Regions from separate parts of the Homo sapiens genome. Here region 1 is linked to region 2. Evidence: read pairs that join two places in POLR2A ChIA-PET (ENCODE). Cell type or tissue: PC-9. All regions are shown on one strand. Region 1 has its middle 13 kb from the start of PIGU. Region 2 overlaps PIGU (phosphatidylinositol glycan anchor biosynthesis class U).

Region 1 (5,000 bases), 120 kb after region 2:
CCCAGGATCACACAGCAAGTCAATAGTGGCACTTGGCCCAGAAACCAGGGTTCTCACTATCGGCCTTTTATACTAACGGCCTCCTGGTCCTGGGCTGGAGTCTCCCGTGAGGCCCACTGGGAGACCCATATACCAGCTCCCTCCTCAATCTGAGACCCAAGTATTGTAAGGGCCCAAAAGAAGGATTTGGATTTACATAACGCCCTGAGGACAGATTTCTGAAACCCTTCCTTCCTGTCCCCTACTCACAAATACCCACTATTGTAAAAGCTATCCTGTAGCAACAAGACCAAAATGTAAACTTGGCCTAAAACTGGAAAGCTGTAGATAGGCTCTTGCACCTCCAACTTTCTTTCTCTGAATCCCTCTCACTCCCCAGGAGCCACACTCCCTACAACTGTGCATCCAGGCCTCTCATCCCCATCCCCCAAATATACACACATTTCTCTGCTCTGAGAAAGGAGATAGGTTTGCTTGTTGCTTCCTGGTATCCATTCCCCCTTTCCCTGACATCCATTAGAAACTCAAAGATGGCTGGGCACAGTGGCTCATGCCTGTAATCCCAGCACTTTGGGAGGCCGAGGTGGGCGGATCATGAGGTCAAGAGATGGAGACCATCCTGCCAACATGGTGAAACCCTGTCTCTACTAAAAATACAAAAATTAGCTGGGCGTGGTGGCATGCGCCTGTAGTCCCAGCTACTCGGGAGGCTGAGGCAGGAAAATTTCTTGAATCCGGGAGGTGGAGGTTGCAGTGGGCCGAGATTGTGCCACTGCACTCCAGCCTGGCGACAGAGCGAGACTCCGCCTCAAACAAAAAAAAAAAGGGGAACTCAAAGATTTGCTGAATGAATGAATGAATGTGCAAATGAATGAATGAATGAATATCTCTAATTCCTTTCTTAAAACTCTTCATTGGCTTTCCATTGCACTTAATTTAAGAACCATAATTCTGAGGCCGGGCACGGTGGCTCACGCCTGTAATCCCAGCACTTTGGGAGGCTGAGGCGGGTGGATCGCTTGAGGTCAGGAGTTCAAGATCAGGCTCAGGGCTTAGACATCCCAATGATAACTGAGACTTTGAGCTTTGACTCAGAGGGAAGCACAAGGGCGAGTTCCAGATGACACCCTAAGGCTCATCTTAGGGTGGAAGTCTAAAGTGGTACAGCACTTTGGGAGAGTAACTTGACAGCATCTGTTAAATTTGAAATGTACATACCTATCAATCTTGCAGTTGACTTCTCTGAAAACTATTCTGTATATCCAAGGATAGTCACTGTAGCATTCATTGTGGCAGCTAACATGGTGAAGCCCTGTCTCTACTGAAAATACAAAAATTAGCTGGGCCTGGTGGCATGCTTGCAATCCTAGCTACTCGGGAGGCTGAGGCATGAGAATCACTTGAACCCAGGAGGCACAGGTTGCAGTGAGCTGAGATCGTGCCACTGTACTCCAGCCTGGGTGACAGAGCGAGACTCTGTCTCAAAAGAAACAAAAAGAAAGCATATACTCCAAGCATTATCTATTACAGTTGCCTTAGTCATTTACTTCACACTCCTACGGGCCTCAGAATACTTTGCAACAATCTTTACTATCTCCGACGGAGTGTACAGCTCAACATTCTTTATAGCCACAGGGTTTTATAGACTTCACATCATCATTGGCTCAACTTTCCTGCTGCCTTCTACGCCAACTACCATTTCACTTTATTCACCGTTTTGGATTTGAAGCTGCTGCTTGATACTGACATTTTGTAGATGTAGTATGGCTATGCCGGTACGTTTCTGCCTATTGAAGAAGATCATGTTCTTTTAGTATTAAACAGTACAGTTGACTTCCAATCAATTAGTTTATATATAGGAATCTTGTGTAGCCTGCAGTGGGGTTGTGGGGAGCAAGGCAGAAGCAGCCACTCCAGAGAGGATTTACATTTATTTCTTCCAGGCATCTGAGAGATCATTTCAGAGTGGGTCGCTTTTTATATTAATTTCTCAGCTTCGAGATTCCCAGCCATGCAGGTGATGCAAATGTGAACGCCAGACTCATGGAGGGTAGGCATGTGGTTTCAAATTCTCAGGAGATTATTTTCCCTCTTACCCAAAGACCAGGTCAAGATGGACACATCCTTTTTGTCTCCCTTCGCTAGTAGGTGTTGGTTTTTCCCCTAGTTTGTTCTTTCACTGTGGGTGTAGCCCTTCAAGGGTCCTAGATTTATCAAGGGTCTCAGTTGCAACCTCTAATTTCATATAAGCCCAAAGCTTCAACTCCCCAAATGTTTCTTTAAAAACACAAGCTATTGCAGATTCAGTTGTGCCTTTTAAAGGATGTTTGTTGTTTTTATTTCCAGCATCTCCTTGGGTTGTGTAGCAGGAAGTTCCTGATATTGTCAGAAAAGGAAGTCCAACTCAGTATTTAGTACAACTGTCTGTTTACTTGTCTATTTTCTCCATGAGTGTCAAGCTCTGGGAGGTCAGGAACTAAGGCTGACTCATCTCTGGGACAAAACACCAGGCCCAAGATCTGGCACAAAGTAAATGCTCAGTGCGTTTGTTGATACTGAACCTCCACTTGGTCACTTCTAATGATGGGGAGCTCACTTTCTCCCAAGGTGGCCTCTTTCCTTTAGAGAGGGTGTGTGACCTGAGTGACCACCGGGCTAATGGGGGACAGCCTGCCCCTCATTTATGTACAACCTTCCCAATACTTAGCTTGTCCATCCAGATTCTGCAGAAGGGGGCTCAAGGCCTAGACATCCCAGTAATAACTGAGACTTTGAGCTTTGACTCAGAGGGAAGCACACGGGCCAGTTCCAGATGACACCCTAAGGCTCATCTTAGGGTGGAAGTCTAAAGTGGTACAGCATTTTGGGAGAGTAATTTGACAGCATCTGTTAAATTTGAAATGTACATACCTATCAATCTTGCAGTTCACTTCTCTGAAACTATTCTGTATATCCAAGGATAGTCACTGTAGCATTATTTGTGGCAGCAAACAATTGAAAACCACCCAAATGTCTGTCAATAAGAATAACTAAATAAATTCTCTAAAGTCAAGTCATACAGTGGAAAACTGTGAGCCTTTTATTTTTGTTTTTTTGAGACAGGGTCTCACTCTGTTGCCCAGACTAGACTGCAGTGGCGCCATCACGGCTTACTGCAGCTTCAACCTTCTGGGCTCAAAGGATCTTCCCACCTTAGCCTCCCAAGTAGCTGGGACTACAGGTGCACACTACCACACTTGGCTAATTACTTTTTATTTTTGTAGAGATGAGGTCTCACTATATTGCCCAGGCTGGTCTCAAACTCCTGGGCTCAAGAGATCCTCCAACCTAGGCCTCCCAAAGTGTTGGGATTACATGCGTGAGCCACCACACCTGGCCTATGTTTTTTTTTGGTTTTTTTTTTTGAGATGGAGTCTCGCTCTTGTCACCCAGGCTGGAGTGCTGTGGCGCGATTCCGGCTCATTGCAATCTCTGCCTCCCGGGTTCAAGTGATTCTCCTGCCTCAGCCTCCTGAGTAGCTGGGATTGCAGGCGCCTGCCACCACGCCCAGCTAATTTTTTTACTTTTAGTAGAGATGGGGTTTCGCTATGTTGGCCAGTCTTGTCTCAAACTCCTGACTTCAGGTGATCCAGCTGCCTCAGCCTCCCAAAGTGCTGGGATTACAGGTGTGAGCCACTATGCCCGGCATGTTTTTTTTTTTTAATAAGGTAGATCTATGTATATTGACATAAGTGGAATTCCAAGACATGTTGCTGTGAGTCTGTAAGACAGAGTGTATAATATCAAGAAAACAGACAAACCTATAAGCAGTGTAAATTGGTACATCATGGAGGCTATTTGGTAATATCAGTCACCTTTTTTTTTTTTTTTTTTGAGATGGAGTCTTGCTCTGTCACCCAGGCTGGAGTGCAGTGGCGTGATCTTGGCTCACTTTAACCTCCACTCCCGGGTTCAAGCAATTCTCCTGCCTCAGCCTCCCGAGTAGCTGGGAATATAGGTGTGTGCCACCACGGCCAGCTAATTTTTGTATTTTTAATAGAGAAGGGGTTTCGCCATGTTGGCCAGGCTGGTCATGAACTCCTGACCTCAGGTGATCCATCTGCCTTGGCCTCCCAAAGTGCTGGGATTATAGGTGTGAGTCACCGTGCCCAGCCTAAGTCAACTTTTAAAATGCTATTTAAACTTTTAAAATAACCTCAACTGACTAATCCCCACTAATAGATATTTATATTACAAATAAATATGCAAAATAATGGGTAAAAATATTAATTGCCACATTGTAATAACAAAATATTGGAAACAAACTTTTTCTCCTTATGAGACTGGATATATAGAGTGCATCTATTTGATGGGATACTATGCAGGTTTGAAATAGAATGAGGCTGCTCTCCATATCGATATGGAAAGGTCTGCAAGATAGAGTATGAAGTGATGAAAAAACAAGGTGCAGAATAGTGTCTCTATGTTTATGAAAAATACATGTATTATATGTTGGATTTTATTATTTTATTATTAATTTTTTGAGACAGCATCTCACATCTCACTCTGTCACCCAGGCTGGAGTGCAGTGGTGCAATCATGGCTCACTGCAGCCTCAACCTCCTGGGCTCAAGCAATCCTCCCACCTGAGCCTCCTGAGTAGCTGGGACCACAGGGCTACACCACCACGCCCAGCTAATTTTTGTATGTTTTGTAACAACAGGGTTTCACCATGTTGCCCAGGCTGGTCTTGAACTCCTGGGCTCAAGTGATGCTCTCGCTTCAGCCTCCCAAAGTGCTAGGATTACAGGCATGAGCCAACATGCTCACTCTGCATTGGATTTGAAATGCATAGAATTCCTCTGGAAGGAATCACAGGGAACTGGAATTGGTTACCTCCAGGAAGGAGACCAATAATTGGGAACTGGGAAGGGAAGGACACCTGCAAACGCTGTACTCCCTATTGAAGCTTTGTAATTTTGAACTATTTCCTTACAATTAAGTAAGGAAGTAAAAAATGT
Region 2 (5,000 bases):
GTCCTGTCACCAGCAGCTCTGATGGCCTCAGGACAAGTACCTGCCATTCTATCACCACAGAAGCCCATCTGGAAGGTTGAACAATCCTCATCTTAAACAGATGGGGAAACTGAGACTCAAAGGGTTCAATGGTTGGCCTAAGGCTACACCTGGAGCACTGGACTAATGGCCATGGACCCAGAAAGGTGGTCTGCCTGGGGCCCAGATCACTGATGAGCACGAGATTGGTCACAGCGTCAGCAAAGCAGACAGAGCTCAGGCAGCCCCCGAGGCCCTGCCCCCAGCTGCCCAGCTGGCAGCTCCAGGCTGGCCCACTGGGGGGCAGTGATCACAGCAAAGGCTGACCTCATACCCTGCAGCCCTTTCTCACCCAGGCCCGAGATGCCATCTGGGCAGGAGGAGCCCAAAGCAGGGGCTGAGCTCAGAGGCTGATCCCTGAACCAGGTCAGCTGAGGGGCAGGTGCAGTCACAATCCACAACAATCAAAACGAAGCAACTCCATGTCACACAATAATCATCTGGACAAGAAGCAGGAAGAAAAAGATTAGGTTATTAGGTTGGACCATATGAAATTGCCAGTTTTGCAGATAAAAAAATGGTTGAATACTGGCAATTTCATATGATCCAACCTAATATAAAACGGAAAAACGTACACATGGAAAAGTAAGCATGTTATTTAGAAGTACCAACAGAAATAACAGTAAGACTTTAGGTAGCTATTCTTTTCCCCTATAAGCCTTAACTTTGCAAACTACATACATGTATTCCATTGATAAAAATAAAACTTCGGCGAGGTGCGGTGGCTCATGCCTGTAATCCCAGCACTTTGGGAGGCCGAAGCAGGCGGATCACCTGAGGTTGGGAGTTCGAGACCAGCCTGACCAACATGGAGAAACCCCGTCTCTACTAAAAATACAAAATTAGCCGGGCATGGTGGCGCATGCCTGTAATCCCAGCTACTTGGGAGGCTGAAGGCAGGAGAATGGTTTGAACCTGGGAGGCGGAGATGCGCCATTGCACTCCAGCCTAGGCAACAAGAGCGAAACTGCGTCTCAAAAAGTAATAATAAAAAATAAAGCTTCAATTAAAACAAATCAGCCAATAAATCAATGAATCAATACATCAATGGGGGGGGGGAGATAAATCTTCCTTCCAGAAGAATTCCAAACAATGTAGGTAGTTATATCCCCCTCCCATAGAAGGAGCTTAATTCTTGTCCACTCTGCATCTCCTAAGCCTAGGGGGGTCTAGACTTGGTTACTCACTTCCTCCTGAGGAGCAGGGAAAGGGAAAAGAGTAACTTTACAGTGGAGAGACCTGGCCAACACTATCTTAACCACGTGGTGGAGGTTAACATCAGCTTGAAATCACGTGGCTAGCATGTAACCCCAATAGATGTGATGAGAAGGGCACTTTGCCTGGGGTATTCTTTCTAAAAACCCACAACCCCAGGATAGTCCTAAGAAAAGCATCAGACAAACCTAAACTGGGGGACAAACCTAAATTGGGTGACATTCTACAAGATACCTGGCCAGCGCTCCTCAACTGTCAAGGTCATGAGAAGTCAGAAAAGACTAAGAAGAAAAGCAGAAGACACTGGGGAGATGTGACCTTACATGTAATGTGGACCTCTCGATGGGGTCCTGGTAGAGAAAGAGGCTGTGACTGGAACAACAGGAAATCCAAATCCATTCTAGTGTTTCAGACTAATAGTAACGTATCAGGGTGAGTGTCTTAGTTTTGACAAACACATCACGGTAAAATATAAGATGTTAACAACTTAGGCAACTAGGTGGGGGCTTACAGGAACTCTGTTCTATCTCTGCAACTTTTCTATAAATCTAAAGTGATTCTAAAATAAAAAGTTTATTTAAAAAATAAATGAACTAGCTGGGAATGGTGGCTTGTGCCTGTAATTCCAGCTACTCGGGAAGCCGAGGCAAGGGGATCCCTTAAGCCCAGGAGGTCGACCTGGGCAACAGAGCAAAACTCCAGCTCTTGAAACAGGAAAAAAATTAACAGCAATGACCTATTGTTGTATGTAACAAACTCAAAATATTTTGCTGAGTGAAAGAGAGCTTTGGCAAATGTACACAAAAGATTTGCACTTTTCCCTGTATAATAAATTTTACATAAGAAAATGATACACATGCTGAAATATTTAGCAGGAAATGTACTGATGTCTGCATTTCAATTTGAAATACACTAAAAAAGTAAGATGGACTGAGGGATGATGGAAGAAGTACCTGAAGATGTGAATGGTGGACTCCCGCTGGTGGGTATGTATATGGGTGTCCAATGCTAAAGCTGTCAACTCTGCTGTGTGTGTGGAAATCTGGAGGATAAAGGGGGTGGCGGGAAGAGCCCTGTGAGCGGCTTGGGCACACAGCCCTGGGTGTCATCAGTCCTGAGTGAGCACCCTGCCCCCAGGGAGAGGACACCAGGCTGGCCGAGAGGCCTGGCCCTTTCAGAGGGAAGCCTGTAGCCAGGACAACCTCTTCTGACCTTGGGGCTTTCCATTTGGGCCGTGAGGAGAGCAGGGATTTCCCAGAGGCCCTAGGGTGCAGCCAACACAGCAGCTGCAGACCCAGAGCCCCTTTGCCCAGTCTGGACAGGGGCGAGTTGGGCAAGGGGCTGTGGAATTTGCATGGGCGAGTCAGCGGCTGTGTGATATTAAGTCTCTTCCTGTCCCCTGGGCTGCATTTTCCTCATCTGGAAAATGACAGTAATAGGCTCTAGCTTGTTACCAACAATGCTGGGCTCCTCTAGTTTTTTTTTGAGACGAAGTCTCGCTCTGTCACCCAGGCTGGAGTGCAATGGTGTGATCTCAGCTCACTGCAACCTCCGCGGTTCAAGTGATTCTCCCGCCTCAGCCTCCCGAGAAAGCTGGGACTACAAGCGTGCGCCACCACCCCTGGCTAGTTTTTTCTTTTTTTGTATTTTTAGTAGAGACGGGGTTTCACCATGATAGCCAGGATGGTCTCGATCTCCAGACCTCATGATCCGCCCACCTCAGCCTCCCAGTGCTGGTATTACAGGCATGAGCCACCGCGCCCGGCCGGGCTCCTCTAGTCTTTGTGCCAGTTAGGACCCCAGAACATGTCACTCTGTGTCCTCAGGTCTCTGGATCCCACCCAATGTGGCTGAAATACTGCCTTGCCAATCCCCTTCTCAGACTTGCCCTCTTCTCTTCCTGCAGCCACCTCTCTGGACACACACACACACACACACACACACAGGTGCACACACACGCACACTCACACTGCTCACACATGCACACACAGGTGCACACACATACATGCACGCTTGCACTGCTCACACAGGCTCGCACTGCACTCACACACAGGTGCACACACACAGGTGCACACATACACGCATGCTTGCAATGCTTAGACACACATGCTTGCACACACACATGCTCGCACTGCTCAGACACGCTCACATTGCACTCACAGGTACACATACACGCACACAGGTGCACACATACATGCAAGCTTGCAATGCTTAGACACACATGCTCACACACACAGATGCACACACATACACGCACGCTCTCACTGCTCACATGCTCGCACTGCACTCACACACACACAGATACACACACATACACGCACGCTTGCCTGCTCAGAAGTTCCCTGGCTCCCCCTGCCCTGCCCAGCAGCGCTGCAGCTCCCACCTATCCCTCAGAGGCTCATCTCCTGCCAGGAGTCTTCTCTAACCCTGCATTGTTACATGGACCCTGAAGTGAAGTCACTGCCCACTGGCCTCCCAACCAAATGGGGCTGCATTTGCTCCAGTTCTATGGCCCCAGGCCCGGCACAGGGCCAGCTCTCTCTGAGTTGTTTGCTGGTCTGTACCCTCTCAGCGCTGCCCCCAGGGACGGCTCGGTCCACATTCCTCTCTATGGCAGCCATGAGGGCTCCAGGGCCGCCTCCCTCTGGGACCATGATGAAGAGCTCATGGGGCAGCTAGCTGATAAAGGGGTGACCAGGGACAGACAGGATGAATCAGAAGTAGAACGAAACCCTCAGAACATGCTCTAGTGCAGGGCAGGATGGAGAGACAGGGAAATGAATATCTTCTGAGTGTCTGCCCTGGTCCAGGCCCTTTAACAAAAAAACAATATTGTCCCTTTCCAACCCCCCAGGGTAGGGCTGACAATGCCTACTTAGAGAAGGGAAGCTCAGGGGTTATGGGCCCTGCAAAAGGTCACATGGTAGGAAGTGAAGAGTTAGGGGCCAGTCCTGCCTGTCAGAGGCCCAATCCTGAGTTCTTCCACAACCCCCTAGGGTCTGCACCCACATGAACTGAGTCCTGCTACATGCCAGGCCTGTGCTGACACCTCAGGTACCTTTACACCCTGCGGAGTCTGCTCTCCCCAGTTCACAGCTCTGTCACTCAGTGGAGAGAGAGAGAGATTGACTTTTTTTGTAAAAAGCCAGTAGAGGTTGTTAATACAGTGTGTCTTGAAACTACTGGGCTCAGGACAGCAGCCTTGTCCACCACCAGGGCTGCAGATTCCTAGAGAAGCAGGTGCTATCACCCAGGCATGTCCTGGTTCCCCAGGCCTCCTGCTGCTGTTGGGGACACAGACACTGACATTTGACAGTCAGCCCACGCTGGGGGGAATGCATGTGGCCGTCACAGTTGGCAAAGTGCAGCAGCCTCTGCCCACCTGCCTGGGATCCAGGAAGCTGGGAGGCAGAGGAGGCTGGCGGCCGACTGTGGAGCTGGACAGCACTTTGGCGTAACCTGGCAACCCACAGGCCGGAGCGGACATTATGTAGGAGGAAATGGTGGAGGAGAAAACTCCACCCTCCAGCTCTGAAGATGCAAAGTAACAAGTGAAATCTCTGGACCTCAGTGTCAGGGTCTGAGAGGTCACAAGGTGAGACTGAGGATGAGGCTACAAGTAACTGTCCCTTACATGGCACTTTTCACTTACATGGCACTTTTCCCACATTCAGTCCTCAAAACCACCTTCCCAGTTTGAGGAAACT

The links. Peaks named below come from ENCODE experiments on the same cell type or tissue, not always from the same donor. Only the 100,000 strongest peaks of a DNase experiment are listed, where the experiment ranks them.
Region 1: POLR2A ChIA-PET joins it to region 2 with 11 read pairs; 7 of 35 experiments call an interaction of 5 or more read pairs at or near these places.

Annotation. Positions count from the first base shown.
Region 1 is chr20:34,687,185-34,692,184 of GRCh38, forward strand. No RefSeq gene overlaps it. Among named protein-coding and RNA genes, the nearest start is that of PIGU, 13 kb to the left of the region's middle. In PC-9, no CTCF peak of the experiment used is centred here; a DNase peak (open chromatin) is centred at 2,467.
Region 2 is chr20:34,562,498-34,567,497 of GRCh38, forward strand. All of the region lies in intron 11 of PIGU (phosphatidylinositol glycan anchor biosynthesis class U), which reads right to left. Among named protein-coding and RNA genes, the nearest start is that of MAP1LC3A, 6.3 kb to the left of the region's middle. RefSeq lists an enhancer at 2,960-3,461. In PC-9, no CTCF peak of the experiment used is centred here; no DNase peak of the experiment used is centred here.